2 separate regions of the Homo sapiens genome follow, and region 2 is linked to region 1. Evidence: chromatin loops called from intact Hi-C (ENCODE). Cell type or tissue: OCI-LY7. All regions are shown on one strand. Each heading gives the region's core, and the rest is flanking DNA. Links, peaks and the distances in the headings are about the cores only.

What was found. Peaks named below come from ENCODE experiments on the same cell type or tissue, not always from the same donor. Only the 100,000 strongest peaks of a DNase experiment are listed, where the experiment ranks them.
Region 2: it touches region 1 in a loop (5-fold over the local background); 3 of 110 quality-filtered maps call a loop at or near these places.

The regions. Positions count from the first base shown.
Region 1 is chr12:113,044,053-113,058,824 of GRCh38, reverse strand. It overlaps DTX1 (deltex E3 ubiquitin ligase 1), which reads right to left and starts at 2,095. Exons shown (of 10, transcript NM_004416.3): 1 at 1,881-2,095; 2 at 374-1,376. The coding sequence starts at 632. It also overlaps the pseudogene RPS15AP32. RefSeq lists enhancers at 69-857, 8,659-8,828 and a silencer at 9,897-10,016. In OCI-LY7, for the core only: CTCF peaks have their summits at 8,337, 8,537 (motif pointing right) and 10,017 (motif pointing left); DNase peaks (open chromatin) are centred at 6,304, 7,834, 8,574, 9,934 and 5 weaker places; H3K4me3 peaks cover 4,029 bases; H3K27ac peaks cover 7,022 bases.
Region 2 is chr12:113,128,677-113,143,448 of GRCh38, reverse strand. RASAL1 (RAS protein activator like 1) reads left to right here and starts at 7,688. Exons shown (of 21, transcript NM_001301202.2): 1 at 7,688-8,051; 2 at 12,508-12,564. The coding sequence starts at 7,987. RefSeq lists a silencer at 7,562-7,701. In OCI-LY7, for the core only: CTCF peaks have their summits at 7,360 and 7,578 (motif pointing right); DNase peaks (open chromatin) are centred at 7,148, 7,658, 8,558, 8,798 and 2 weaker places; H3K4me3 peaks cover 4,833 bases; H3K27ac peaks cover 6,394 bases.

The sequences.
Region 1 (14,772 bases), core at 4,244-12,243:
GAGGAAGTGCATGTAAAGCCCTTATTCTACAATCCCATGCTACTGCTGTTCTAGGTTCTGTGCTCAGTGAGCACAATTTTATTTAATCCTCACTCAGCTGTGAGAGATATTGATCTACCCATTTTGCAGATGAGGAAACTGAGGCTCAGAGAGATGATGCAACTTGCTCAAGGCCCTACAGCTTGCTCAGAGGCTGCATTGGAATCCAAGTCTTAAACTGGACAAGGTTAGACTGCCCTGTTTTTCTGGAGGTGAGGCAGGGAGATGGGGAAGGGATTTGGCATCAGCAGATTTACTGGGATTTTCAGCATCCTACGCTGCAAGGTAGTGATGGCTCGGCGGGGCGGGTGGCATGGGGTGGGTGTCTGCTCACCTGTGTCCTGGCGAAACTGGTGCATGGACTGCAGGTCGATGATGTAGGGCACAAGCTGGGCGTCCACCTGCCCCAGGACCACGGAACCGCGAGCGTCCTCCTTCAGCACGTTCTCAATGTGGTGGCACACGGTGGCCGTGTAGGGCCGCCAGCGGCTGTGCTCATTCAGCCACTCCCACACCACCACCCGGGCCACGTTCTGCGGTGGGAAGCCCAGACCATTCACAGGCATCAGCCCACCGTGGCCTGGCCGTGACATGGCCGCCACTGCCTCAGGGGCCAGGTCCCCCACTATTGCAGGCCCAGCTCCTCCTGGGCCTGGCAGCAGGCGGCAACTTCCTCTCTCCCCAGGGGGACAGCAAGGACCGTCTGGCCTCCTTTCTAACTCTGGGTTCTCTCTGAGGCCTAGAGACCTCCGTTAAAGGAATGTGGGATGGCCATCCAGGCTGCAAAGACCCCTTCCCTGTAGAGCCTTCTCCGATAAAGGGTGCTGCCCTGGAAAGCAAGTGTCTCTCTTATGCCGGAGGAAACAGCTCTAAAGTCCTTGGCCCCCTCGGCTGGCTCAGGTAGGGAGTGAGGCAGCCGCCCCTGTTCGAGGTCCAGCCTCTTCCGTGTTGTCTCTTGGTCCCTCTTCCCCGCCAGACAGGGCCTGTCACCCAGGAGGCCTGGGCCACAGCCTGCTGCTCCTGCGGCTCTCAGCCAGCCCTTTGCACTCCCAACTGCGTCCCAGACCCTGCGCCCGGCTTCAGTGGGGCTTCTCGCCTCCCTCCGGTCTGGGCCCCCTTCTCCGACGGCTCCTGCCGAAGGGGGCGTCCCTGCCCCCTTGTTCCCTCTCCACGGTGTCCTGGAAGGCCTGGGTGGCCGCAGAACGCACGGGGGAGGGGTGCGGCGTGGACCCTCGGGCGGCGCGCCTGGACTGCGGCTCCGGAGCTGGGCTGGGGGACGAGGGGGACGAGGGGGGCGGGGGCCCGTGGGCACGCCCCACCCCACTCGTGCTCGCGACCTGCCAGGAGACAAGAGGGGAGAGGGCCCTTTAAGAGGAGAGCGCAGCACCCCCTCCCCCCTTCCCAGGAGAGCATTCGGCTGAGAACAATGGGGAACCGAAGGGGGACAGCAAGGGGGGCGTACGGGGTCGCCCCGCCCGCTTTCCCTTGGGGCAGGCCTGGAGGGAAGGCAGGGGCCGGGGGCGCGGTTTTCCGAGACTCTCCGCCTGGGGGGCGCCCTCCTTGGCTCCCGGAGCCTTCCCTTCCCCCGGGGCCCTCGCCCTGCCGGGGGGATGCCGGGTGCGCTGGGGTGCGCCGGGAAGCACGGGGATGCGCGGCGCTGCAGGCGCGGCCCAGGGCCCCTCGGGGGTCGCGTCGCGGAGGGGGCGAAGCCAGGAGCTGGATCGTCTCTGCCTCCCGCCCTGGGGGTAACAGCCCCGCTTCCCCAGCCCAGACGTCCCCGAGCCGCTCGCGGGCCCCCAGCGGGAGCCGGGGGTGGGGTCCCTAAGCACCCGCGTTCTCACCGCCTCTCTTCGTCTCCGGCTCCGGCTCCGGCTCGCGCTCCAGCACCGCCGCCTCCTGGGCTCCCCCCGGAGTGGGAGGGAGCCGCGGTCCCGCCTCCGCGCCCGTTCCCTCCCAGGCCCCTCGGCCGCCGCGCCGAGCTTTCCGCGCGTGGACAGACTGCCCGGCCGACGGACGGACGCAGGAGCCGGCTGGCGGCCGCCGGGATCTCGCGGGTGGGAGGAGGCCTCGGCCGTGCTCCGGGAGGGAGAGGGGAGGGGGCGGAGGAGGAGGAAGGGGAGGAGACAGATCTCGGCCCTGAGCGCCACCGGCGCTGACACGCGAGTCTCGGGGCGCCCCAAATCCTCGGCCAGGCCCTCCCGAGACCCCAAGGGGCCTTCTGACCCCAAGCAGAGCGTGAGGCAGGGAGTGGGATGTTTAGGAGTCACCGGCTTGAATCTTTGTCATCTTTATTTCCAGTCTCCCAGTCCAGGGCCTGGCACTGAATAGGTGCTCAATAAATGCTTGAATGAATGAATAAGATCCAGAGACTGTCTAAAGAAAGATCTTGAAGCATTCAGAGCTAGCCTCCTTTCCTCCTCTAACTATTCCTGGGGGTGGGAGGGTGCTGACAAGGCCTGATTCAGACTCAGTTGGAACCGTGGAATCTGAAGAGTACAGATGAGGAGACTGAAGCCAGAGAGAGTAAGAGCCAGGCCCAGGATCACAAAAGCTTAGAGCGATGCCCAGACACCAACCCCGATCTGAATCTCCTGCCAGTACCCAGTTCCCAGCCCTGAGCCCACTTCCCCCAAAGCACCCACCTGCTCCAGGTGAGAGGGGTGGGACCAGGGGAGGGGACCCTGGCCAGGAGGTGAGATCCTGGAGGAAGAGAAGGGCAGGCCCTCTGCCATGTCATTCACAGCCACCTGCAAACAACTGGTGCTCAATAAATGGTGGGTGAGCATTGGTTGGATGGAAGGGAAGGCTGGAAATGGCAGCGGCTCAAGTGTTAACGGGATGGCCAGTCCCCCTGTCCTCCAGCAAGCTGGATGCGGCTGAGACACACATTGGCTGGGAGGGGGGTGGACCACCTGGGGCCTGGGGGTGTTTAGATTGGGGAAGATGAAGGATGCGTCCGGGAACTCCAGCCTGGGTGGCTGACGGGGGTCAGTGGCCTGTTTGGGCGCCTGCCCAGAGCAGCCCACGCCTGCCTCCCCGGGGCAGATGGGGATACACTAGGCAGGGTCAGGGGCAGGCTGCTCAGGGGTGCTTTCCCAGAATCCAGCTCTGGCTCTCCGGCCAGCTGGAGGGACCTCCCCTCCCCAGGCCCCTGCTCTGACCTGCAGCCCAGTGTTGGATGGGCTTTTTCAGATTGGGTCAATGATTCTGCTTGCTTTCACCTGCTGTAGACTAAAGAGAGAGGCTTTGCATAGGGCAGGGCCAAGTCTGACGATACTCCCACAGGATCACTGAGTTCTGGGATTTTAGCCTAGGGTCCCTGGATGGCCTTCTGGGGTCCATGAAGTCCCCCTCTCCCATTACAGGCAAACTTGTGTGTCTAGGCATTGTGTGTCTTGTATGTCTGGGAAGAAGGGCTCTGGCTGTCAGCAGATTCTTCTCACAGGAGACTGTGACTGAACGGATTCAGAGCAGGTGCTCAACCAGCTTATGTTGTAGAAGGATCTGGGGATCCCACAGTGGAGAAGAGATTGGCTCAAGGTCGCATGGTGATTTAGCAGCAAATTGGAAAGAAGAACTCGTGTCTCTGGACTTCCTGTCGAATGCTATTTAAGGTCTGATTAAATGTCACCTCCTCCAGGAAGCCTTTCCTGAATTCACCCCATCTTCCTCTGTGTTCCTTTGCCCATACCTTGACATGACACCCTGTATCACAATTAGCCTCTTAAATGAAATCTGTCCCTGCTAGAGTGAGATAGCCATCATATTCATCTTGGTGTGGTGTGGCTGGTGCCCCATTACATAAGGGTGTCATTTACTGAGTGCCTATTATGTGCCAGGCACTTAAATAATACTTACTACTCTTCATAACTGCCCCACAAGGAAGGTAATGTTGTCCTCATTTTACACAAGGAAACAAAAAACCTCCTGAAGCTCAGAAAGGCTAAGTAGCTTACCCAAGTTCCCACAAGGAGTAAGTGGCAGAGCTAGGGTCTGAGTCCCAAATGCTTTTGCACCTCCCATAGCACCATGCTGCCTCTGTGTTTGTTGAGTGACTACTGGATGGCACCCAGCTGAGGATCTGGTGCAGAGTGGCCCTTAATGGCCCCTCTCAACTGGGTTTGGAACATCTGGGAATGCAACACTCTGCTCCCAGGGAACTTGGGGAGAAAAGAATTCCAAGGAGAGGGAAGGAATTTGGCCACCAAGGAGCCCACAATTCATGGGAGGGATGGCTCAGATACCAATGGGGAAGTCAATAGGACAAAAGCAAAAGCAATCAATCATGAACTGTTTTTTTTTTTTTGGTCCATTGAGGCATTTTATTCATATGAATTTATTACATCCCTAGAAAAACAATCCCAGGATTTTCCCTCCTGTGTATTTTTGTCTTGCTTCCTTGCAATCCCTGATACCAGCTGAGGTTGTCAGGACAATGAAACCAAAGGGGATAGGGGTACCATTTTTCTAGATCTTTGAGTTGCACATCAAACTGGGGCTTGTCACTGTACACTTGTTTAACCTGCCTGTGAGGTCCACAGTGATTTTTCTAGCTCTGTGATTATTGATGATTGCAAATTCACTGATGTAAACTAAACTTCATCATCACACTTAGAAACTAGATGATGATTTTGGAACACAACCTAAAACAACCTGGTATTTGCTTCTCTTCTCAGCATGTTGATGCTATTGAGAACACTGGCCAGGACGTTCACATGCACCATTATAGCAGCTCAGAAAGATGGCAGAAAGAGACCAACTCATTTTTTTTGTTCTGCCATCCACCATCCACTTATCCATCCACCCGTCTATCCATTCATCTATCCACCCATCCTCCATCCATCCATTCCACCCATCCATCCACCCACCCACCCACCCACCCACCCATCCATCCAGTCATTCACCCATCCACCCACTCATCCATCATCCATTCATCCATACACCCACCCACCCATCATCCATCCATCAATCCATCTATCCATTTATTCATCCATTCATCTATACATTCATGTATGAAATTTCCCACCTTCCTTGCTTCCCTTCCTCCATCTCTCCCTTCCTTCCTTCCTTCCTCTTTTTATTTTTATTTTTTTAAGATGGAATCTTGCTCTGTCACCAGGCTGGAGCACAGTGGCGCAATCTCAGCTCACTGAAACCTCTGACTCCCTGGTTCAAGTGATTCTCCTGCCTCAGCCTCCCAAGTAGCTGCAATTAGAGGCACGTGCCACCACGCCCAGCTAATTTTTATATTTTTAGTAGAGATGGGGTTTCACCATGTTGGCCAGGATGGTCTTGATCTCCTGACCTCATGATCCACCTGCCTTGGCCTCCCGAAGTGCTGGGATTACAGGCATGAGTCACCGCACCCGGCCCCTTCCTTCCTCTTATCCACTTATTCATCCATCCATCCATCCATCCATTCATCCAAAAAATACCAGATGCCCTCCTATGTGCCAGGCACTGGGCTACGTGCTGAGATAGAGAGCTGACACCAGCAGCATGGTCCCTGCCCTCCTGGGTCTCAGAGTCTAGTGAGGAAGTCGGACATGAATCAAGAATCACACAAAGTCTAATTCCAAACTTTTGCAAAGACTATGAGGGAAAAGTACAGGATATCGTGAGGACATCTAACAGGGGTCTTATCAGGTCTAAGGAATCAGGGAGGGCTTTTCAGAGGAGTTGATGTTTCAGCCACTCCCTGAAGGATTCATAGGTCTTAATGTGGCTGAGTGGGGTAGGAGGGGGAATGATTAAATCAGAGGAAACAGGGATGTGCAAAGGCCCAGAGGTGGGAAAGCGCTTGGTGTGTTAAAGCAACAGAAAGGAGACCAAGTAACCACTGAGAAAGAAGAGGGGTGAGCCTGGGGCCAGAAGAGGCAGAGCTACCATGCAGGGCCTTATAAGACCCAGTGTGGGTTTGCAATTTTATTCTAAGAGTCATGGGAATTACTAAAAATTTGATGTGATTTGATTTGTGTTGGAAAGAGCCTGGAATTAACTAGACTTTATTGAGTACCTACTGTATGTCCAGCCCTGGTCTAGGTACAGGAGAGTCTGGAAGGGGACACAAAACAAGATGAGTAACACTGAAGACCGTATTAGGGGCATGTGCATTAGGGTATGAGCCCTGGGAGACACATGCCACCCCTGTCCCCAGCCTGTGGAGCCGAGTGAGTTAGGCTTTTTTGAGCCCTTCTCTCCAGCCCTCTACATTCTTCTGTGCAGACCAGCTGTGACCTCCCCTTCAGCAGTTGAGAAAAAGTTTAAGTGGAAAACAGGAAACAGAGTGAGAAGGACTGTTTGGGTGTCTCTGGGGACTGAAATGGGGCCCCTGGAAGTCAGAGTGTTCCTTGGGCCTGTAGGACACTGGTGGGGTGCGAGTGGTGAAAGGTCTTTTGCTGCCTGCTGAGAATGGGCAGTAGAATTGGAGAAGCCTCAGAAGGGTGACATCCACAGCCGGCTTTGCTTAGCGAGGAGGGTCTGCAGGCCCAAGGTTAAGGTGGGCACTGCTCTCGTGGCCATGTGTGCAGGTCATGGTTCCTGGGAGCAGTGTCTCCCCATCACCAGGCAGAGGCTGGTTCCAGGTGAGCACAGATTCATCCCAGGGTCTTGCTCTGAAATTCACATACAGCCGGAGTTGAAAGCAGCTTGAGCATCTATGGGCGAGATGGTGAGATGAACGCCCTCCCCACCCCAGAGCACTGGGTCCCACCCTGGATTCATGTGAGAATCTCCTGCAGAGTGCATACAAATTACCCATGTCCAAGCCCCACCCTCAGAAACTGATGTAGTTGGCTGGGGGGTCCAGGTATTTGTAGGCTTTGGCCAATGGTTCTTTCCCTGGATTTAAGGGATTAAAACTGAGAGATGGTTGTCAACCTGTCTCTAGGTAGTTGGGCTAATCATATGTGATATTGCGAGCTTTTAGGGCCCATTTAGAGCCATCCATTTATTCATCTAATCAGATGATGTTTACTGAGCACCTGCTATGTGCCAGATACCATTCTAGGCACTGAAGATACAATGATGAATAAAAGACATAAAACGCTTGCTCTCCTAGAAGCTGACCTTCTAGGTGGCAGGAGAGAAAAAGTAAATAAATGCACAAATATAGAGTGCATCTTGTAATGTAAGTGCAGTGGAGAAAAATTAAGCCCTCTTAGACATTACTGGTGGGGACGTGACTTGGTGCAACCATGTTGGAAAACAGCCCGGCTTTATCTCTGATAGTTAAGCACATATACACCCCATGGTCCAGCAATTCTACTCTGGAGTATGGACCTTGGAGAAATTCTTGCCCATTCACAGCAGGAGTCCCATAGAAGGATGTTTATAGCAGCTCTGTTCACAGTGGTCAAAGCTGGGAAATAACCCAAATGCCCATCTGGAGAGAACAAATGAATAAATTATGGTTTAATTCCCACGATGAAATATTACGCAGCACTCAATACGAAGGAACTATACAGCCACACGCCGTAATATGGATGGATCTTTGAAATAGAATATTCAATGAAAAATGTCCTGTTACATAAACATGATTCCCTTTTTATAAAGTCAACGGCAACTAAAATTATGGGCACACATATGCGATAATAAACTGTATGAAGGGAAACAAGGGAAGAATAAATACAGGATTTAGGATGAGGATTAAGAGGGCAACGTGGCGCCACAGGTTGGGGGGCCATATGGTAAGATGTAAATCACTGTCAAGATCCTAGCTTTTGTTTGGGTAGTGGTTTCACAGGTGTTTATTACATTCTTCTTCTTTTTCAAGAGACAGGGTCTCGCTCGATCGCTCAGGTTTCAGTGCAGTGGTGCGATCACAGCACTCTGCAGCCTCCAGTTCCTGGGCTCAAGCAATTCTCCTGCCTCAGCTGGGGCTACGGAAATGTACCACCATACTTAATTATTTCATTTTATTTTTGTAGAGACAAGGTCTCCCTTTGTTGCCCAGGCTGGTCTTGAACTCCTGGGCTCAAGTGATCCTCCTGCCTTGGCCTCCCAAAGTGCCGGGATTACAGGTGTGAGCCACTGTGCCCAGCCATTCTTAAAATTAACCAGTTAATTAAAAGCTGATGAGAGCATTATTAACCCCCTTTTTTGTGGACCAAGATTAAAGAAATAAGCGAGTAAGCAGGGAGGGGCTAGATCATCCAGATCGTGCTCAGGGTGGAGATATGATTGCCGTTTTTTCTGTTTTTGAGACAGGGTCTTGCTCTGTTGCCCAGGCTGGAGTGCAGAGGCACAATCACAACTCACTGCAGCCTCAACCTCACTTGCTCAATTGACCCTTCCATCTCAGCCTCCCAAGTAGCTAGGACTACAGGTGTGCACCACCACACCTGGCTAATTTTTGTATATTTTGTAGAGACGGGGTTTGGCCATGTTGTCCAGACTGGGGTTGCAACTTTAATCAGCTTGTCAGGGAAGGTACTACCCAGGTGACATCTGAGCCATGACTTGAAGGAGAGTAGCGAATAAGGGGAGATCTGAGGAAGAGGGTACTGGGTAGAGGGCACAGCAGGTACGAAGGCCGCTAGGTGGCAGGGTGCTTGACATGCTGTAGGAATGGCAGGGAGGTCAGTGGGCTGGAGGAAGTGAGTGCAGCCATGTGAGAAGCAGGCGTAGGGAGGGAGAGAGATGGAGACACGGGGGAGAAGAGAGGGAGAATGTTTCCTGCGTTTCCCAAGGGGTTCTTCCCAGCGACTGGCTATTCAACTTTTCCTTAGGTTCCATGAGGCACCCCAGTTTCCTTGAGGTGGTTTAATGGGGTTTCTATTACTTGTAAGCCAGTGAGTCCTACCTGGTGAAATCACTGGCCCTGTGGCCAGAAGATCATGGTGTGAGTTTCTTCAAGAAAGATTTCTTAAGAGAAACTGCAAACTGGAGGGTTGGTGCTCGCACAGCAGAAGCCCCTGGGAGATGGAAGGGGACCCAGGCGGCATCGGCTAAGGGGTATGGAATAGCAGTTAGCCCATTCATGGAGTGATTTCTAGGTACAGGGATTTTATTACACTCTTCTTTTCTTTTGAGACAGGGTCTCGCTCTGTCACTCAGACTGGAGTGCAGTGGCATGATCTCAGCTCACTGCAACTTCCTCCACCCAGGTTCAAGTGATTCTCTTGCCTCAGCCTCCCAAGTAGCTGGGATTACAGGCATGAGCCACCATGCCTGGCTAATTTTTGTATGTTTAGTAGAGACAGGGTTTCACCATGTTGGCCAGGCTGTTCTCAAACTCCTGACCTTAAGTGATCCACCTCGGCATCCCAAAGTGCTGGGATTACAACCCTGAGCCACCTTATTATGCTCTTTTAATCCTCCCAACAACTCTGACAGGCATTATTACAGATTTTACAGGTGGGGAAACTGAGGCAGTAGAGGTTGTGGCATACACAGTGAGTATTTGAGCCTGAAAACCCCAGGTCTGGCTGACCTCGGAGCTCTTGCACCTGGGATATGAGGTGTCTGATCTATTTCCATTGTGGTGTCCCTTTGTCTTTGGGGACCACAGTTTCTCTCCTTTATAGTGTGGGTGGGTGGGTCCTTGCCTCCTGTCCTCTCTTCCCCAGCTCCTGGGCCATCGAGAAGGCCTATGAGCAGCCAGGCGAAGTGGGAACACTCAATCTGGAATTCGCTGTGTCTCCAACGTGGAGAGAAGGAACCCAGAGAAAGAACGGGGTTTAGAGTTAGTGTGGCCTGGGGTGTGGTGGAAGTTTAGTGTGGCTAGGGGACTAAGAGAGGGAGTTGGGGGGAGGTGTGTTTGTGTGTGTGTGTGTGTGTGTGTGTGTGTGTGTGTTGCTTATGCAGAGCTGGTTCATTTGGGGAAGGGTGGGGGGAGCAGAAAAGAGAGAGGAACCCTAGACCTTTTCCTCCCTGTACAAATCAACCGCCTGAGTCCAGCAGGCAGGGCCGGGAAATGAAATGGGAGCGTGTGTATAGAACGCCCCCTAGTGGTCTATTTTGGTCCCTCGTTCTAATGCTGGAGACATTTCCAGATAATTTATTTTTAATTTTTTTGTTGCAGTAAACATGCATACCATAAAATTTACCATCTCAATTCTATCTAAGCTAAGTGTTAAGCATATACACATTGTCTTACAACCGATTTCTGTACTTTTTCATCTTGCAAAACTGAAACTGTACCCTTTAAACAAGAATTTTCCCATTTTCCCCTCCCTCCAGGCTGTAGCACCCACTGTTCTACTTTCTGTCTCTAAGAACTTGACTAGTCCAGTACCTCCTATAAGTGGAAGCATGCAGTGTTTGCCTTTTTGTGCCTGGCTTATTTCACTGAGCGTAATGTCCTCAAGGTTTCCCCATGTTGTAGCTGTGTCGGGATTCTCTTCCTATTTAGGGCGAAGCATATTCCACTGTAGGTATAGACCACATTTTGTTATCTATTTGTTATCTGTTCATCTGTCAGTGGACCCTTGAGTTGCTTCTACCTGTTGGTCATTGTGAATAGAGCTGTTATGAGTATGGGTGTACAAATATCTCTTCCAGACTTTGTTGTCACTTCTTTTGGGTGTATCCCCAGAAGCGAGATTGCTGGATCATATGTGCTAGACTGAACTCCCCGCTCCCCTTTTCATATGTTGAAGCCCTCACCTGCAATGTGACTGTATTTGGAGATAGGGCTTTTAGGAGGTAATTAAGATCATAAGGGGCTGGGCGCTGTGGCTCACGCCTGTAATCTCAGCACTTTGGGAGGCAGAGATGGATAGATCACTTGAGGTCAGGATTCGAGACCAGGCTGGACCAACATGGTGAAACCTCGTCTCTACTAAAAATACAAAAATTAGCCAGGTGTGGTGGCACGCTCCTGTAGTGCCAGCTTCTCCGGAGGCTGAGGCAAGAGAATCCCTTGAACCCTGGAGAGAGAGGTTGCAGTGAGCCAAGATCGCGCCACTGCACTCCAGCCTGGGTGACAGAGTGAGACTCCTTTTCAAAAGAAAAAAAAATCAAAAGGGGTCATAAGGATGGAGTACTAACTTGATAAAAATGGGTAGCCTTATAAGAAGAGGAGAGACAGGGATCTCTCTTTCTCCTTCCCTGTGCATACAGGCAATGAGGAATGGCTGTGTGAGGGAGTATCAAGAAGACAGCAGCCTGTAAGCCAGGGATGGGGGTCTCACAAGAACCAGACCATGCTGGCACCCTGATCCCAAACTTCCAGCCTCCAGAACTGTCGGAAGTAAATTTCTGTTGTTTAAGCCACCAGTCTATGATATTTTCTTTTCTCTTTTCTTTTCTTTTCTTTCTTTCTTTCTTTCTTTCTTTCTTTCTTTCTTTCTTTCTTTCTTTCTTTCTCTCTCTGTCCTTCTTTCTCCTTCCTTCCTTCCTTCCTTCCTTCCTTCCTTCCTTCCTTCCTCCCTCCCTCCCTCCCTCCCTCTCTCTCTTTCTTTCTTTATTTTTTGACAGCCTTGCTTTGTCTCCCAGGCTGGAGTGAAGTGGTGCAACCTTGGTTCACTGCAACCTCCACCCCCCGGGTTCAAGCGATTCTCCTACCTCAGCCTATCAGGTAGCTGGGACTACGGGTGCACGCCAACACGCCCGGCTAATTTTTTGTATTTTTAGTAGAGATAGGGTTTTGCCATGTTGGCCAGGCTGGTCTTGAACTCCTCACCTCAGGTGATCCACTCACCTTGGCCCCCCAAAGTGCCGGGATTACAGGTGTGAGCCACCACACCCGGCCTGATATTTTCTTATGGCAGCCAGAGTGAATACAATATAGTAATTCTATTTTTAATTTTTGAGGAACTGTCATACTGTTCCCAGAGCATTTTACAGGCCCACCGAGAGTACACAGGGTTCCAATGTTTCTACATCCTCACCAACACTTGTTATTTTCTTTCTTTTCTTTTATTAAAATAATAGTAGCCATCTGAGTGGGTTTTCCAGGTAGTTTTTCTCCCAGCCACCAATGAGGCCTCCTGTGTGCCCAACACCAGGCTGAATATGTCACATGCCCAGTGGTTAGTATCATTCCCATTTTACAGATAAGGACACTGTGGTTTGATGGGACAAGTAACTAACTCAGTGTCACCAATGAGTAAGTGCTGCATGCATCACTGGCTCCAAGTTGGATTTCTTGACTCTAAAGTCAAGAATCCTAATGGAAATCCTATTAATCTTGGTGATGATGGTGGTGATGATGACAAGTAGCAATTACAGAGCATTACTCCTGTGACTGGCACTGTCCCCAGCTCCTTACAGACATTTTAATGGATTTAATCCATAACAACCCTATGTGATGTCTACTATTAAGTTCTTCATTTTACAGATGAGGAAACCGAGACATGGAAAACTCAATTTGTTTGTTCAAAGTCATATGGCAACTAAATGGTACAACCAGGATTCTAACCCAATATCCTATTCTGCCTTCCTATGGGCACTGATGGCTAAAGAAAATCCTACCTACCAAAATCTAAATTCCCCCAAAGTAAAAATGAGGGCGACAACCTTTGCTTCAGTGAAAGCATCACCGCCATAATTCTCCTGGCTAAAGGGCTTCATCCTCATGCTGTTTTTGTTGAGGATGTTTTAGTTGAGTTTGAGAGAGCCTCAGATTGACCTGAGATGAACTCTGGGACCCTAGGAGTCAGTGTGTAACCCTGGTCTCCTACGGAAAGCCCCAAATCAAGTTTGAACCCTGGCTCCTTTCCTTTTTTTTTTTTTTTTTGTTAAAAATTTTATTTTAAATTAATTTGGGAGCTTATAGAGAACTTACAAAGAGTACAATAAATTCTTTATACCTTTCACCTGGATTCCTCAAATGTTAACCTTATATTTGATTTCTTCCTCTTCCTCCTCCTCCCCCTTCTCCTCCTCCTCTTCTTCCTCCTCCTCTTCTTCTTCCTCCTCCTCCTGCTTCTTTTCTCTCTCTCTCTCTGTATACACACACACACACACACACACACACACAAACACAATACATGGATATATAAAATTTTCTGAAACATTTGAGGATGAACTGCATACACTATACCACTATACCCCCTAGTGCTTCAATATATGTATTCCCTAATATAAGGAAATTCTTTTACCTGACCACAGTACAATGATCACAATCAGGTAATCAAAATACAATGACCTAATCTATAGCTGTTATTTGTATTTTGCCAATTGTCCCAATAGTGTCCTTTATTGATAGCAAAATAAATAAATAAAAAATCCAGGATCATGCCTAGCACATAGATGGTGCTAGACCATCTATCTCAACCAACATGCCTGTCGAGGCAGAGGCATAAGTGAGCCCAGCTAAGACTGGCACACCTGCTTGGCTGACCTGTAGATTTATGAGAGATAATACCTGGTTGTTGCCTTTAGTCACTTAGTTTTGGGGTGGCTTTTCAAGCAGCAATAGAAATGATAGAGCAGGTGCACTAACCAGGATGCTTGGGCTGCAAATAACAGAAAACCCAACTTAGAGAGGCTTAGACCATGAGGACACTCTTATTCTTCATGAGGAGTCCTTAGGTCAGGAGCATCCCCCCGCCATCCCATCCCAAAGCCATTATATGGGTCAGGGTTTTCCAGAGAATCAGAACCAATAAAATGTGTATCTCTCTCTCTCTGTAGCTTCCTTCCTTCCTTCCTTCTTCCTCCTTTCTTCTTTCCTTTCTCCCTCCCTTGCTTCCTCCATTCTTTCCTTTCTTCCTCTTTCCCCTTTCCTTCTTTCCTTCCTCCCTCCTTCCCCCACTCCCCCTCCTCCTTCCTTTTCCCCCCTCCATCCTTCCCTCCCTCCCTTCCCTTCCCTTCCTTCCTCCCTCCCTCCTTCCCTCCTTCTTTCCTTTCTTTTTCCCACACTCCCTCCCTTCCCTTCCTTTCCTTCCTTCCTCCCTCCCTCCTTCCCTCCTTCTTTCCTTCTTTTCTTTTTCCCACACTCCCTCCCTTCCCTTCCCTTCCCTTCCCTTCCCTTCCCTTCCCTTCCATTCCCTTCTCTTCCCTCCCTTTCTTCCTTCCTTCCTTTCTCCCTCCCTCTCTCCCTCCCTCCTCTCTAGGAATTGAATTACATGATTTCAGAGGCTGGCAAGTCCAAATCTGCAGGACAGGCTGGAGACCCAGGGAAGAGCTGATGCTTCAGCTTGAGTCATAAGCAGTCTGGAGAGATAATTTCTTCTCCCTGCGGGGACCTTGGTCTTTTTCTCCTAAGGCTTTAACTCATTGGCTGAACCCACCCATGCTATGGAGGATAATCGCTGTACTCAAACTCTACTGTTTCATATCTAAAAATACCTTTACACCAACGTCTAGACTGATGATTACCAAACATCTGGGCCCTACAGCCTATCCGAGTTGACTTTTAAAACTAACCATCCCAGCCATCAAAGTTCTTCTGCTTTCCATCCCTGACATGTTGATATTTCAGAATTAGCATTGTCATCTCAAGGTCACAAGATGGCTGCTGAAGCTCCAGAAATCACAACCTCAAACAGCAGCATCCAGAGCAAAAGGGAAGAAGGAAGATTGAAAAGGTCTTTTCGTTTCCTGACCCATCTCTCTCTCTCTCTCTCTCTCTCTCTTTCTCTTTAGAGACAGGGCCTCATTCTGTTGTCCATGCTGGAGTACAGTGGCATCATTATAGCTCACTGCAGCCTCCAGTTCCTAGGTTCAAGCGATCCTCCTGTCTCAGCCTCCCAAGTAGCTGGGACCTACAGGCATGCACCGTCACATCCAGCTAATTAATTTTTTTGTTTGTTTGTAGAGATGGGGTGTGGCTATATTGCTCAG
Region 2 (14,772 bases), core at 4,232-12,231, 85 kb before region 1:
AATGCTAAGGATATAGCAGGGGACAAGACAAAACCTGACTTCCCGGGCTTACAGGCCAGTGGAGAAGTCAGAGCAATCAAATCACCCTACAGATATGTGATGGGTTAGGAGGAGAGGCCTAGAGAGCATGCACAGGGGCAGGGAGGCCTCCTTGAGGAAGGGATAAGCCCAGGAGGTTGCAGTGAGCCGAGATCATGCCACTGCACTCCAGGCTGGGTGACAGAGAGAGACTCCATCTCAAAAAAAAAAATCATTCAACTTCCCTCTCCTGGAGCTGCTCATGGCTTAAGGAAGGGAAGAAAGTCCTTGCACAAACCACTTCTCTTAGAAGGCTGGGGCTGTGGCTTCAGCTCTGCAGCCAGCTAATACCCTTGCCTACCCAGGCCTCAGCATTCCTCTCTGTTCAATGGGGTGCTGTTCCCAAGCCCTCCCGCCATGCTTCGGGGTGGGAGTCCCAGTGTCTTGCCAGCTCAGCCTCCTTCATGCCTCTGCCCCTACCTCCTGGAGGGTGGGGACGCTGAGTGACAGCAGGACACAGCTCAGCCGGCCTTGCCCTTGGCTGAAAACCTACAAGCTCTGGAAATATCCCCCAACCCGCCCATCTCACGCTTCCGTGCCTTCCCCATTTCTACTTCTCCATTCCAAGGTGGGGTGCGGGGAGAACTCTGGGGAGTGGGGCTGAGGCAGGAGGAAGTGGGGGTGCCGACTGAAAGACAGACACCTTGTTTTCAGGCCCTGGGAGGAGGGAACCTCGGCAGCCAGCCCGCAGGAGGGGGTTTGGGAATTCCTGCCCACTCCTGCCACCGCTGCCTCCTGTCCCACGTGGCTCCCTGCCCAGAATCGTGCCCAGCAATCACAAACAGGGCTTTGTGTTCCTGAGACAAAGAACAACCCATCACCCCAGCCTAGGCCAGGGCCCGTGTCTGCTTTGCCCTGGTCTTGGCCTCAGAATGGAAGGTGCCACTCCCCAGGAGGGGACACAGGCCTCCTGGTTTGAAGGTGTAGGTACACTGGGCAGGTGGTAAATTGGCAATGACGAAGCTGCCCTCCTAGGCACTGTAGGGAGGGAGGAAGTAAAAAATAATGTGACTGTTATCACATGAAGAGAGGCCGGGTTCCAGCCCTCCAGGGGAACTGAATTCTGTTTAGCCCGGTGTGCGTGTCGTGAGTCTTTCTTATGTGCCTAGCTGTGTGGGAGGCTCAACATGAATCAGACACTGTCCCTGACATTTAGAAGGTAAGAGAAGCATGTAAATTGCCACGAAATAAGGGAACAAGAGACCAAGGTCACACAGCGGTGCCTCTGGGGCCTGGGGTTGGGGGAGCATCTCTGCCTCCCCACTCCTCTGTAAGGGCTTCTCAGAGACTGTGGAAATACAAATAAAGGACAACTATTCCATTTATTTATGTATGGAGACGGGGTCTCACTACATTGCCCAGGCTGGTCTCAAACTCCTGGGCTCAAGAGATCTTCCTGCCTTAGCCTCTGGAGTAGCTGAGGCTACAGGTGTGTGCCACCACACCCAACGAATTTTTTATTTTTATTTTTTGTAGAGACAGGGTCTTGCTATGTTGCCCAGGCTGGTCTCAAACTCCTGGGCTCAAGCAATCCTCCTGCCTCAGCCTCACAAAGTGCTGGGATTAGAGGTGAGAGCCACTCACCTGTACTTGGGGCCGTGGGAGAGGCCACAAGTCTGGAGAGATCAGGGGTCTGGAAGCAGCCACCCCCTCTTGCCACATGGCCTGTGGAGCACATGGCTTGGGACAGTGGTTCCTTTAGAAGCCGGAGGGACCACGAATCCTTTTCTGATGATAAAAGAAGCACATGGGGTTGGGTGTGGTGGCTCACGCCTGTAACCCCAGCACTTTGGGAGGCCGAAGCAGGAGGGTCACCTGGGGTCAGGAGTTCAAGACCACCCTGGCCAACATGGTGAAACCCCGTCTCTACTAAAAATACAAAAATTACAATTTGGGAAGCCGAGGAGGGTGGATCACGGGGTCAGGAGATCGAGACCATCCTGGCTAACACGGTGAAACCCTGTCTCTACTAAAAATACAAAAAATTAGCCAAGCGTGGCAGTGGGCGCCTGTAGTCCCAGCTACTCAGGAGGTTGAGGCAGGAGTATGGCATGAACCCAGGAGTTGGAGGTTGCAGTGAGCCGAGATCCCGCCACTGCACTCCAGCCTGGGCGACAGAGCGAGACTCGGTCTCAAAAAAAAAAAACAAACAAACAAACCGAAACCAAAAACAAAAATTAGCCAGGTGTGTTGGCGGACCCCTGTAATCCCAGCTACTTGGGAGGCTGAGTCAGGAGAATTGCTTGAACCCAGGAGGCAGAGGCTGCAGTGAGCCGAGATTGCCCCACTGCACTCTGGCCTGGGCGACAGAGTGAAAGTCTGTCTCAACAACAACAAAAACAACAACACAAAAAATTAGCTGGGCGTGGTGGCACATGCCTATAATCCTAGCTACTTGGAAGGCTGAGGTGGGAGGATCACTTGAACCTGGAAGGCAGAGGTGCCACTCCACCTCCCTGTGAGCCAAGATCACTCCAGCCACCCAGGCTGCAACAGAGTGAGCCGAGATCGTGCCACTGCACTTTAGCCTGGGTGACAGAGCAAGGCTTCACCTCAAAAAAAAAAAAAAAAAAAAAAAAGTACATGCTATTTTGTGTAAGGAATCCCTCCAGCTCCAGCTGTACCCCCATGTCTGCTCCATCATCCTCGCATCGTTCTTTACTCTCTGGGAGTTTATTATTGAGCTGTGTTACTTTTGTCTGCTTTCCTATTTTACTGAGAGCCCCAGGAGAGCAGCGCGGGGCCATCTTATCCTTCACTTGAACCTCGCTATATCCCTACCATCTAGTACATTGTAGGTGCTCAATACACGTTTATTCAACAAAAGATCTTATATATTCATACACAGAATATTCTATGGCCTCAGACTCATACTGTGTATATGGTTGTATATACCTTTTCCTCACCATTTATGCTTTTTTAGTATTTTCTTGTCATTAAATCTTCCTTGAGAACATTTTTGAAAGAGCCATGCAGTATTCATTTACACTGATGCCTGTGCTTTACTTCCCCCCACCACCATCTCTTATAATCTTTATTAACCTATTGGGAGGACTTTTACTTATTTATTTATTTGTTTTTGAGAAAGTCTCGCTCTGTCACCCAGGCTGGAGTGCATTGGTGCAATCTCGGCTCACTGAAACCTATGTCTCCAAGGTTCAAGTAATTCTTGTGCCTTAGCCTTCCAAGTAGCTGGGATTACAGGCACATGCCACCACGCCTGGCTAATTTTTATATTTTTAGTAGAGACGGGGTTTCGCCATGTTGCCCAGGCTAGTCTCTGACTCCTGAGCTCAAGTGATCTGTCCCTCTCGGCCTCCCAAAATGCTGGGATTACAGGTGTGAGCCACCATGCCCAGCCTTATTTACTTATTTAATTAAAAAGAATTCTATAATAGAGATGAGGCCTCACTATGCTGCCCAGGCTGATCTCAAACTCCTGAGCTCAAGTGATCCTCCTGCCTCGGCCTCCCAAAATGCTAGGTTTACAGGTGTGAGCCACCACACCCAGCCTATTTATTTATTTTTAAGATACGGTGTCTTGCTATGTTGCCCAGGCTGGAGTGCAGTGATGCTATCATAGCTTACTGCAGCCTTGAACTCCTGGGCTCAAGCCATCCTCCTGCCTCAGCCTCCTGAGTAGCTGGGACTACAGGTGCAAGCCATCATACCTGGTTAATTTTAAAATTTTCTGTAGCAACGAGGTCTTGCTATGTTGCTCAGGCTGGTCTCAAACTCCTTGCCTCAGCGATCCTCCCACCTTGGCCTCCCAAAGTGTTGGGATTACAGGGGTAAGCCACCATGTCTGGCCCTGTAAAGGCCTTCTTGAGGGAAATGACTGATCGAGCAAAGGCAGTGTGTGTTGGGGGAGCAGATTGGGAGGATACGAGAAAAGTCTTAAGGGTGTTGAATTCAGGAACGGTGTCTAGAGAGCTATGTGACTGGGGATTCCTGTGCCCAGTAGTGTATTGGTAAACTGACTCTCAAAAACAAATGTAGCATTTGCCAGTTTCCATACTGTAAATCCTACCCTAGTCAATTTCAAGTTCCCATGTGATGTGGCTAAACATGGAGTTGGAAAGTTATGTGCACAGTCGAATCCAGTGCCGATGGGAGCGGGCTCCAGGACGCCCCCACCATGCCCAGGCCCGATTCCTCTTCTGGGATGAGGAGCCCTCTCTCCTCCATGCCTGTGAGCCCTCCCTGGGCCACAGGCCCAGCATCTCAGATCAAGTGGAGACTCAGCCAGTCCTGGTCAGAGGGCTCAGCATCTCAGATCAAGCAAAGACTCAGCCTGTCCTGGACAGAGGGCCCACAGGGGAGGCCGGAGCCCTGATCTTGGAAGCTGTCTATCAGATTTCTCAGCCAGGATGAAAATCCTCAGATTCCCCCAGCTCAGCGATCTGGAACTGCCCTGGCTACTGAAGTGTGGGCCTTCATCCATGTCTGGAATCTGGGGCTGGGCCTGCATTCTACCTGGGCAATGTCCCCAGGACCCAGCCTCAGAGCTAAGCCACCAAATGGGGCTCAGTATCAGGCACAGGACGTCCCACAATGGCCATGACATTTATTGAGTGCTTGTAGTATGCCAGGCTGTGCTAAACACCTGGCACTTATTTCTTTTCCAGCCTCATGCTCATCCTAGAGGTGGATTCTATTAGTATCCCCACTTTACAGATGAAGAAACTGAGGCACTGAGAGAGTAACTCACTTGCCCAAGAACACTTGGCTTGGAAGTACAGGTGCCAGGGTTCAATCCTAGGTCAGCCTGATGCTAAACCCTCTTCTGGTAAACCCTGAGCTCAGCATTTCTTCCCACTTAAGTCTTTATGAAACACCTGCTGTGTGTATCGCATGGGTATTGCAAGAGATGGTTATGAATTTACCTTTAAGGAGCTTGGGGTTGGGGTTTGGCCATTTCTTGAGCACCTACTATGTGCCAGGAATGATGCTAAGTGCCTTACGCTGCCCTCGAGATTAACTCTCATAATAACCCTGGGAGAATCACCAGCCTGCCCTCTCCCTGCCTAGCTGGATGGTCCCGCGCAGGTCACACACTCTCTCTGGTCTGCCTTTTCCGCTTCGGTCCCTTGGCATGGACTGCCCTAGGCAACCTCCAACTCCCTGCTAGTTTCAGGTCAGAGATTCTCAGAACAACAGGAAATGGCCGGGCCATGTGCAAAGTTTGGGGACTGTGGCCATTGCCCCAGGCAAATTTTGGGGTCACCCTCCAGATATTGGACAGGTAACAGCGCTGGCTTGCTGGAGGCCCAGCTGGCACAGTCTATATCCTTGGTATTTCCCCGTGGGGAGCTGGGGAAGGGTGTTTGGGTATATGACTTCCTGCTTAGCTCTGGAAGATGGGCCAAGATGGCTGCGTGGCAGTTTGGCTGGCATCCCATGGGGGCTGGAGGAACAGGCCCCTTAGGTTCCATCATCAGGGGGTTCCAAAAGGGGTCCTGGGGGTCTGGAGGCCTGTCTGCGGTCTTTGCAGGCTCACAGAAGAAAAAGGCTCAAACAGTAGCTTCCACTAAATGTGTGTGGTGGGGGGCGGTGTGGGGCGGGGGGCAGGATTCCCGTCTTAAAGCTTCAGTTACATAGCAAATACCTTAAGTACCATTCCCCCCACCACCTTAGGTGGTATATTTTCTTTGGAGAGAATCTGGGGTAACTGATAAAGATCACAGTGGGCCAGGCATGGTGGCTCACGCCTATAATCCCAGCACTTTGGGAGGCTGAGGTGGGTGGATTGCTTGAGATCAGGAGTTCAAGACCAGCCTGGCCAACATGGTGATATAAAAATACAAACTATAAAAATCTACTAAAAATACAAAAATTAACCGGGCATAGTAGTGGGTGCCTGTAGTCCCAGCTACTCAGGAGGCTGAAGCAGGAGAATCACTTGAACCCAGGAGTGGAAGTTGCAGTGAGCCAAGATCGAGCCCTGCCCTCCAGCTGGGCAAAAAAAAAAAAAAAAATCACAGTGGGATGACTCCTTTGGGGCTATTACTGTTCTGGATCTAACCCTGGATTACCCCTCATGCCCCGCTGAGGATGTTGCAATACTTCTAAGCCTTGGAGCCTGTTCTGCTAGGTCCATTTCCCAGATGGGATTAACTGAGACCCCATCTCTGGTGGGTCAGAGACTCACCAGGCAGCCACCAGCTGGGGAAGGAATTCCAGGGCTCTGAGTTCCTCATCAGCCTGTCTGGGTTGCTGGGTGGGGAGTCAAGAAGGGAGACTGGGAAGCAGACCATTGGGCTGCTGACGGATCCAGGAAGGGCACTCCTGGTCTCACCGGTCTGGGCGTTGGCTCCCGCACTCAGTCTGCAGGGGCACTCCCATTGGTGCCTGGCCTTTCTAAGAGGTCTTGGGCAGGTCAACAATGAATTCACAGGGAGAAATAAGTGTGCGAACGGATCTGTTCTGGGACAGGCCCTGCCTGTCATATTATCTCATTTAAAATCAGAAAAATGTACAAACCTGGAGCCACTGGAGCAGAGAGAAAGGAAAGAAAATCTCTACCGGAGTGGAAGGGCATCCTGGAAGCCTTCCCAGGAGAGGTGACGCGTGGCCCACGCCTCAAAGGACAACAATCAGAATATCAAACACTTTCTGGACGTGTATTAGGTACTTGTCACTGTCCTGAGACTTTTATCTTCATTAACTCTTTTAATTCTTTCAAAATCCTGTGACTGAAATGCAATGTCATCCTCACTCAACAGATGAGAAAACCAAACCAAAGCACAGAGAGGTTGAATGGCTTACCCAAGTCCAGACAGCTACCAAATGGCAGAGCCAGGATTCGAACCCCTGGAAGGCAAATCAGTTACTGACTGTGAGACCTCTGCCAAGTTATTTAATCCCTCTGAACCTCAGTTTCTTTATCCATAAACTGCGGATAATGGGGTAACAGTGGAGTAGTGTGTAGTGCACATCTGGAGACAAAAATGAGCTAATCCCAGTAAAGCGCTTAGAACAGTGCCTGGCACCCATGAAGTGTTCAAACAACTGTAGATGACTTTTTATCATCGCTGTAGTGGTTATCTTCAAGCCTTCCCCTCCCCCATCTGGCCGCGGCTTCCTCCCCCGCAGTGCCAGCCCGTGACGTTAGAGCAGAGTCTGGGTTCTGTGTTTAACTGGAAACTAGAACGAGATGGAAGGGGATGTTCAAGGCCCCTCCCTTGACTCTGAACGGACCCCCAGGGAACATGCGACCCTCTCTCTGGCGACGCCTCCCACCCACCACTAATACTTGCTCCTGGACCGGGGGGCGCGGAGGTTGGAGAGAGGAGGCAGGTGTCTGCATGGTAGGCAAGGAGGGGTGGGGGCGGAGAGGTGTGAATATGTTGGATGAGGGACAGGCGGGGGCACAGACCATGTCTTTTAAGCCCAATGCCAACTCACCAGGAGCCAGCGGCCACGCCCATCAGGACGGGGGCCCCTCCCCACCTGGCGGTGCACCCTTGTCTCCGCCGCCCGTGCGCTCTGGCGCGCATGACTGGGGTGCCGGTAGAGGGCGCGCGAGGGGGCCCGGGGTCAGGTGGGGGACCCCATTGGAGGCGGGATTGTGGGGAGGTCCCTGGGCCGCCCCTCCCGCCCCCTGCCCGCCCAGCCTGCTTGTCTGGAGCTCCAGACGCCTCGGCAAGAGCCCGCTGCGCCCCCTGCGCGCTCCTCCTGCTCGGAGCACGGCTCCTACCTGTAGAGTCCGGACGGGCGCTCCCTCCCCGGGCACCTACACCTTCTCCTCTTTCGGAAATCTCCCATCCAGCTACCCGGGTCTCGGACAGGCGGCACTGGGACCACGAGGCAGGGAGCCAGGCTTGAAGCAGGTGACATGTAGACGTCCCCTGGTCCAGCCTCGGAACCTGAGCGCCCTTCTGCCTGGAAAGTTTGTGGCTAGGCGCCATGGCCAAGAGCAGCTCCCTGAATGTTCGCGTGGTGGAGGGCCGCGCGCTGCCTGCCAAGGACGTGTGAGTACTCCTCGGGCGCTTCTGGGTGAGGGGCGCGCAAGGCCTGGGGTGGGGCCGACGTCGCCCTTTCCGCGTGCCAGGGCGGGTTGGCAGGAGGGCGAGGGGTTCTTGTCCAAGACTGGTCTTGGGGCAGTTCCGCTTTAAAGGGGCGAGAGGCCGCATGCCCATGGCTGTCCCGGTGGGAGGGGGGCGCCTAGAGTTAGCAGATGCCCCGCCTCACCCCCGGGCAGGGGAGGGGGTGTCTTTGTTCCCGGGATGTACTAAAGGGGGTCGTCCAGAGCTGAAGAGGGGATTAGAGGGCCATATTCTGTCAGATCTGGGAGGGGAGAAAGCGGGGGGTCTCTTCCTTAGTCCAGGCAGATGTTGGAGGTGGCTCCTCCAGGCGTGGGTGGGGGCCTAGCAAGGGAACCCTGGGGAGGACCCTTGGAGAGGGCCTGGGATCAGATGAGCCCTAACATCCTGTGTGGATCTGGTGCTTAGGTTTGCAGAGTGTCACCAGGTGGCCCTCCAGGGTCCTTTTGACCCCAAGCCCTGAGCTCCCCAGTCTTGTGGCTCCCAGCCTCGTGTGGGCCTTCCCCGGGTGCTGAGCTGCTTGAAGAGCCAATTCCTTGCTGCGACCCCCTCCCCAGCCAGGTGCAATGGGACTGGGGGACCCTACGGCTCCCTTCACTACTAGTCCCAAGCTATGCTTCCCCCAGGGCTGAGTCAGCAGCTGCTGAATCAGCAGAATATGGGGGGCGGGTTCCCCCTCCTGCTTGGCATAGTGCCCAGAAGGGGCTCTGAGGGCCTTAGCACCTGCGACAGGTGTGGGATCCTCTGGAGGACATTTGTTGTGTGACCTTGAACCTGCTTCTCTCTGGGCCTTGGTTTCCCATTTGGGCAATGAGAGCTCTGGACCGGAGTCCCCATCTGGTTGCCTGGGGTCTCCCATCCAGCTGGGAGGGTGGAGGACCTGTTAGGAGTTCCCCTGTGGCCCAGGTGAGCAGGAGCATGGATTGGGAGCCTTCACCTGTGTCAAGATTCAGTCTTAGCTCTGTGCTGATTCCCCAAGGTGTGGGCTCCCAGAGAGGACTTTCCTGCCTGATTTTATGACATTCCCAACCCCCAAAACACTGCAGCTGCGTCAAGGGGGCAGCTGTTGAGAGCAATTTTTGCCACCCTTCATCCTCATTGGCTACTCCAAATATACACACCCTGAATGAGAAGCAGAGTGTGTGCTCTGACAGTTCAGTGGCTGGACAAGCCCCCCCACCAGACTCTTTCTAAGATGTCCCCTCAGAGGCCCTGGGAATGAGACGGCCTACACTGTTAGGGCATTGAGGCCAGGCTGGATGCCTGGCAGCTGCTAGGTGGTGAAAGGAGTTCTTTCCAGAAACGGGGTTCTCACTCACTGAGCTCTGGCCCCTCCACCAGCCCTGGGTGAGAGGTCATGAGGGGGCGATGGGTGTCACCCCTGCACCTGGACACTGGCTTACGGTAACCTGCTGCTCTTCTGGAGAAGGGACTTGAGTCATGCCTGGTTCCTGCAGCTCTTGGCCAAACTTCCTGCCCCCAATTCCTGGGCCAGTGAGCTATGAAATAGGTCATGCCCTAGAGCAAGGGTGGGGAGGAGTCACTTAGCCCCAGCTGGCAGGGGGGGTTCTGGCCACCCTGCCTCAGTTTCCCTAGCTGTCAGCACCCTTCTTCAAAGGGGCTCTTCCTGGAGGCTGCTGGGAGCTCCATGCCATGGGAGCCCTTAGGTGGGGTGTGTTCTTTCCCTCTTCTCCTAAGGGAAAGGGCCCAGATTCTGCCTAAAGCATTGCCAGGTTTGAGGGGGGTCCATTCTGGCCCGGGAGGAGGCCTCTTCAGGTAATTTTAGAGTTTTTACTATTAGAAATAGTAGCAGTCAGTCACTGAGGGCTTAGTATGGACAGGCCCTGTGCTTAACACTTCATATAGTTCTATTGGCGTCTCTTATTTTACAAATGGGGAAACTGAGGACCAGAGAGGCAGTCACTTGCCTAAGGTCACCCAGCTGCGATTTGAACTCTGACTACTCCATGCCCAAACCAGACTGGGCAGGCAATGGCTGAGGGGCCTGCTTTCCCAAGACTGAGCTGAGTCAGGGGCCGTGGGAGAGGCCACAAGTCTGGAGAGATCAGGGGTCTGGAAGCAGCCACCCCCTCTTGCCACCGTTGCCCTCCCTGATAGGAGTCTGATAAGGCCCTCATGCGTCAGAGCCCTGCAGCTGACTAGTGCTGAGCTCGGCTCCCAGGAGGGCCTGGAGGTCAGGCTGGGTCTGCAGGAGGGGGTGTGTCTCCCAGCCCTCGGCTAGTGGGATCCCAGCCCATCTGACCCCACATCTGTAGTTGGGGAAACTGAGGGGTGGGAGCCTGCATAAAGGAAGCTTAGGGGTGGAGAACCCAGGGAAGGAAACTGAGACACAGGACATTACCAGCCACAGGAGTCTGAAGGTGAAGCCCAGATGGGGAAACTGAGGCTCCAATGGATTTGGGATGGAGCCAGAAGAGGAAACTGAGGCTTGGGGCACTCCACAGAAGGGGATTCAGATGTAGGATCCACAGAGGATCACGAAGACACTGTCTGTCTAAAGTGTTCAGGGATAGAAGCCAGGTAGGGAAATGGAGGCATTGGAGTGTCCAGCCAGAGGGGGATGAGGGAAGGAGTCCAGAGAGGGAAACCGAGGCACAGGGAAGGGCTCATCCAGCAAGATAGGTTCAGGTTGGAGGCAACTCTTAGCGCCAATGTCCCTCTTTCCTGGCATCCCAGAGGCATTTGTGGATCTATACAAACTGGAGAGACAGAAGGTGGCAGAGATCAAGGGAGTGGTGCTGGGGCATCGAGGGAGAGGGCCATTTGAATAGGTAGAGGGGGCATTGGTTTCAGAACATGAGTGTGAGCCCACAAACCTGGGTCCCAGTCCTATCTCCACTGTTACTCCGTGCTCCAGAGAGAGCACTCCATAAACCCAGTCATTCAGAAATAGCTCTAGAGGGCCAAATGCATGCCAGATGTGGGGGCCAGGGGTGGGGAAGTGGGGGACACAGACTCTCCCCAGGGAGTTCACAGTTTGGAAGTGGCAGGGAGGTGGGGAGACAATACTAAACGCATAGAGAAATAAGGGAGGCCGGCTGTGGTGGCTCACGCCTGTAATCCCAACACTTTGGGAGGCCGAGGCGGGTGGATTACTGGAGGCCAGGAGTTGGAGTCCAGCCTGGCCAGCATGGTGAAACCCTGTCTCTACTAAAAATGCAAAAAATTAGCCAGGTGTGGTGGTGTGTGCCTGTAATCCCAGCTACTCAGGAGGCTGAGGCAGGAGAATCGCTTGAACTTGGGAGGCAGAGATTGCAGTGAACCAAGATCGCGCCACTGCACTCCAGCCTGGGTGATACGGTGAGACTCTGTCTCAAAAAAAAAAAAAAAAAAAAAGAAGAAGAAGAAGAAGAAAGAAGATGATTTTAGGTGGAGGTCATTTTAGATAGGACAGTGGTGGCCAGGGACAGCCTCTCAAGGAGGTGACTTTGGACTGAGACTTGAATGGCAGGAAGGAGCCAGCCATGGCAGTATCAGGGCTAAAGTGTCTTAGGCAAAGGGAACAGCAGGTGCAAAGGCCCTGAGGCTGGCCTGGGGCCTGATGAAAGACAAAGAAGCCCTGTATGATGGGATGGAGGAGGAAGTGAGGGACCTGTTAGACAGCTTGGGATTTGCTGGTGACTGTTATTATGAAGGGGGGATGCAGCTGGCCTGAATTGGCAGATGACTCATAGCTACTTAAGGGGGTGCAGCACATCTTAAGAGATTTCGAGGGTTGATTTTGAAGCCTGGGTTCCCTGGTCTTTGCCTGTAGGGAGGGTCTGCTGAGTCTGTCCCCATGGAGGGCTGAGGAATGGGGAGTCCCCTTCCCAGGGAAGCTCCCATTGAAATGAAAAGCTGGGGACACAGCATTAAAGCCCCTGCAGGGGAGAGCTGGGGGCCAGACCATGATCCGGCCCAGCATTTGAGTTCCTCCAGCCCCCTAGGAGGTGTATGTGAGCATCACACCTGATTTATAGAGCAGAGAAACTGAGGCCCAGAGAGGGAAGGGGACTCTCTGGGATGGCACAGCCAGAGGGTGGTGAAGCCAGGCATTCAAGACCCCCCCACCCCCCCCACACACGCTCTGGGCCTCTGCTTTGGGCTTTTCGAGGCCAGGACTCAGAACCTGCTGGCCTCAGGCCTCCCTGTTCTATTTCTATGGGTGGAAGCCCAGAGTGCACAGATGTGGTGGCCTGGGCAGCTGTGACATCTCCTGCTGGTCCCCTAAGGTTCTACTTCTGAGCTGGACTTGCTGTGTGACCCTGGGCAAGTCCCCTTCTCTGTCTGTGCCTCCGACTCCCCTGCCTGTGTCATGACTGGGACCCTCCACTCATGGCTGCCCTCTCAACCTGCTTCCTCCCTGAACTCCCTCCTTCTGCAGGTCTGGGAGCAGCGACCCCTACTGCCTAGTGAAAGTGGACGACGAGGTGGTGGCCAGGTGAGGGGTGGCGACACGGGGGAGAGGAGGAAGGGAGGGGTCTCTTTCTAGACCTGGGGAATCTGGGACCAAGAATTCACATTTAAAGGAGTGCTTACCCTGAGGGGGACTCGCGGGCCTGCAGGTGGGTGATTTGTGTCCAGCTGGGACTGCCAGCTCCTCTCCCCGACCAGCCCTGCCTTCCCCCTCTGGACCTAATGCTGTCCCTGCTGGCTCCCTGGGGCTGACTCAGCGCTGCCAGCCTGTGCCTCCTACAGTGGCCTCCCTGGGGGCGGGCATCTCACGCTTGGCTGGACTGGTTGGTTCCGGGCCTGCCGGGTGCTGCGGGCACTGGGGATGTCTGTGCGCGTGGGCATGTGCATGTGTGTCTGTGTGTGCACCCGCCCAGCTGGGCCTGCTTGTGAGTTGCAGGGGGTGGGGGATGTTGCGGGGCTAGTGTGAGTGCCTGTGACCACGTGTGTATGTCCTCGTGGCTGTGCAGGGCACAGGCTCACGTGTGTGTACCAGTGTAGGGTGCATGTACATGCACGTGCACATGGCTGCCCTGCACATGCATGTGAACACCAATGCCAGCTGATTTGGTCACAAAGGCACCGGTGTGGACACATGTGAAGGTGTGAGGATGTTTGGGGTGTCAGTGAGTCTCGCAGGGGGATATCAGGCTGCGCCCTGCTTGGCTCCCACCCCCGCAGGCCGAGGGACAGCTCTCAGCCCCTGGAGGCCTGATGGGGGTGGGTGGGCTGGTGGGTGGCTGAGGCCTTGGTTCCTATGGAGACGGCAGGATTCAGGATGCTCCTATTCTGGTCCAGATGGGCTCAGAGCTGGGGGTGGGGAGCCTGCCTGGGGGAGGGGTCAGCTGTAGCTCCCCCCTCCACTGACTCCCCTCCACTGTCCTCCCAGTGCTCATGCTGGCCCCTTGATACATTCCCTGACACCACCCCAAACCCACAGATTGATTTTCTGTGTGACCCCAGGCTGCTGTCTCTCCCTCTCTGGGCTGTAAGAAGCCTTTCAGCTCAGGAGCTGGGGAATGTTCAGAAGACCTTTGGCTGGGAAAAGGTCAGGTTGGGGGAAGAGGGTATTTGGGAGGAAGCACTGGGGGTCCATCTGAGGTTGGTGCCGCTGGGCTGGAGGAAGAAGGCGGGGTGTGTGTGTGTGTGTGCGCGCACGCGCGCATATGTGCACTCTTTCTTAGGGCACAGTGTGGTGAAAGGAGGGAGGAAGGGAGCAACAGGTATGAGAACCAAACTTTGCATCCACAAATGTGGGTGTGTCTTTACCGGGCAAGTAGAATCTGTTCTCTGCTGGGTAAAGGGAAGTACCCCTGCAGGGATGTCAGGGCAGAGATGCTGTGTGTGTGCACCTGTTTCTGGGCTTATCTTGGTCCCCATCCTTCCTGTGCCTTCCTCCTGCTCACTGTGTGCTTCAAAGCCCCGAGTGCTCTGTCCCCTGCTCACCTCCTGTCTCCTGGCCCCTCTCCCTCCCCCATTCCCACCAGGCACCTTCCTATTCCTTCAGCTCACGAAACTCATTCCTGCTACAGGGCCTTTGCCCATGCTGTTCCAGCCTTCTGGAATACTTGTCCTTGTCCTCATTGTCTCTCCCCACTTTGCCTGACTAGCTCCTACAGGAAGCCTTCCCTAATCCCCTCCGACCCTACCCCCACGACCCAACCAGGGGCGATTGAGCTAACCCCAATCCCAGGACTTCTCCCACCATGTCCTAATTGCTGGGAGAGAGCGCCTGCTTGTGGAAGGGGGGTCTGTGGGGTAAGCAGCCCTGACACCTGTTCCTCTGATCCCTGGAGCCCAGCACAGGCTGGGCCCATAGTCCAAGTGAATGTTTATGGAGTAAACGAATGAACAAATGAATGAATGGAATTGTGTGTGTGTGTGTGTGTGTGTGTGTGTGTCAGTGACTGTGTGTTTGTATGACTGTGTGTGTGTCTCTATGTGTACCTGCCTTGTATCATTGTAAGTGTGTGAGAGTGTGTCTCTGGATCTCTGAGTGTGTCTCTGTGTTCCCGACATATGTCTATTTTCATATGTTTTCATATGTGTCTGTTTTCTATGTGTCTATCTGCATGTGTCTGGTGTCTGGATTTCCAAACACAAAGGTACATGTTTTTAGGACTTTCTGAGGGTGCATATGTGTATCTGCTTATGTGTAAATGTGTCTCTGTCTCTGGCCTCCTTGGTGTATCTGTGA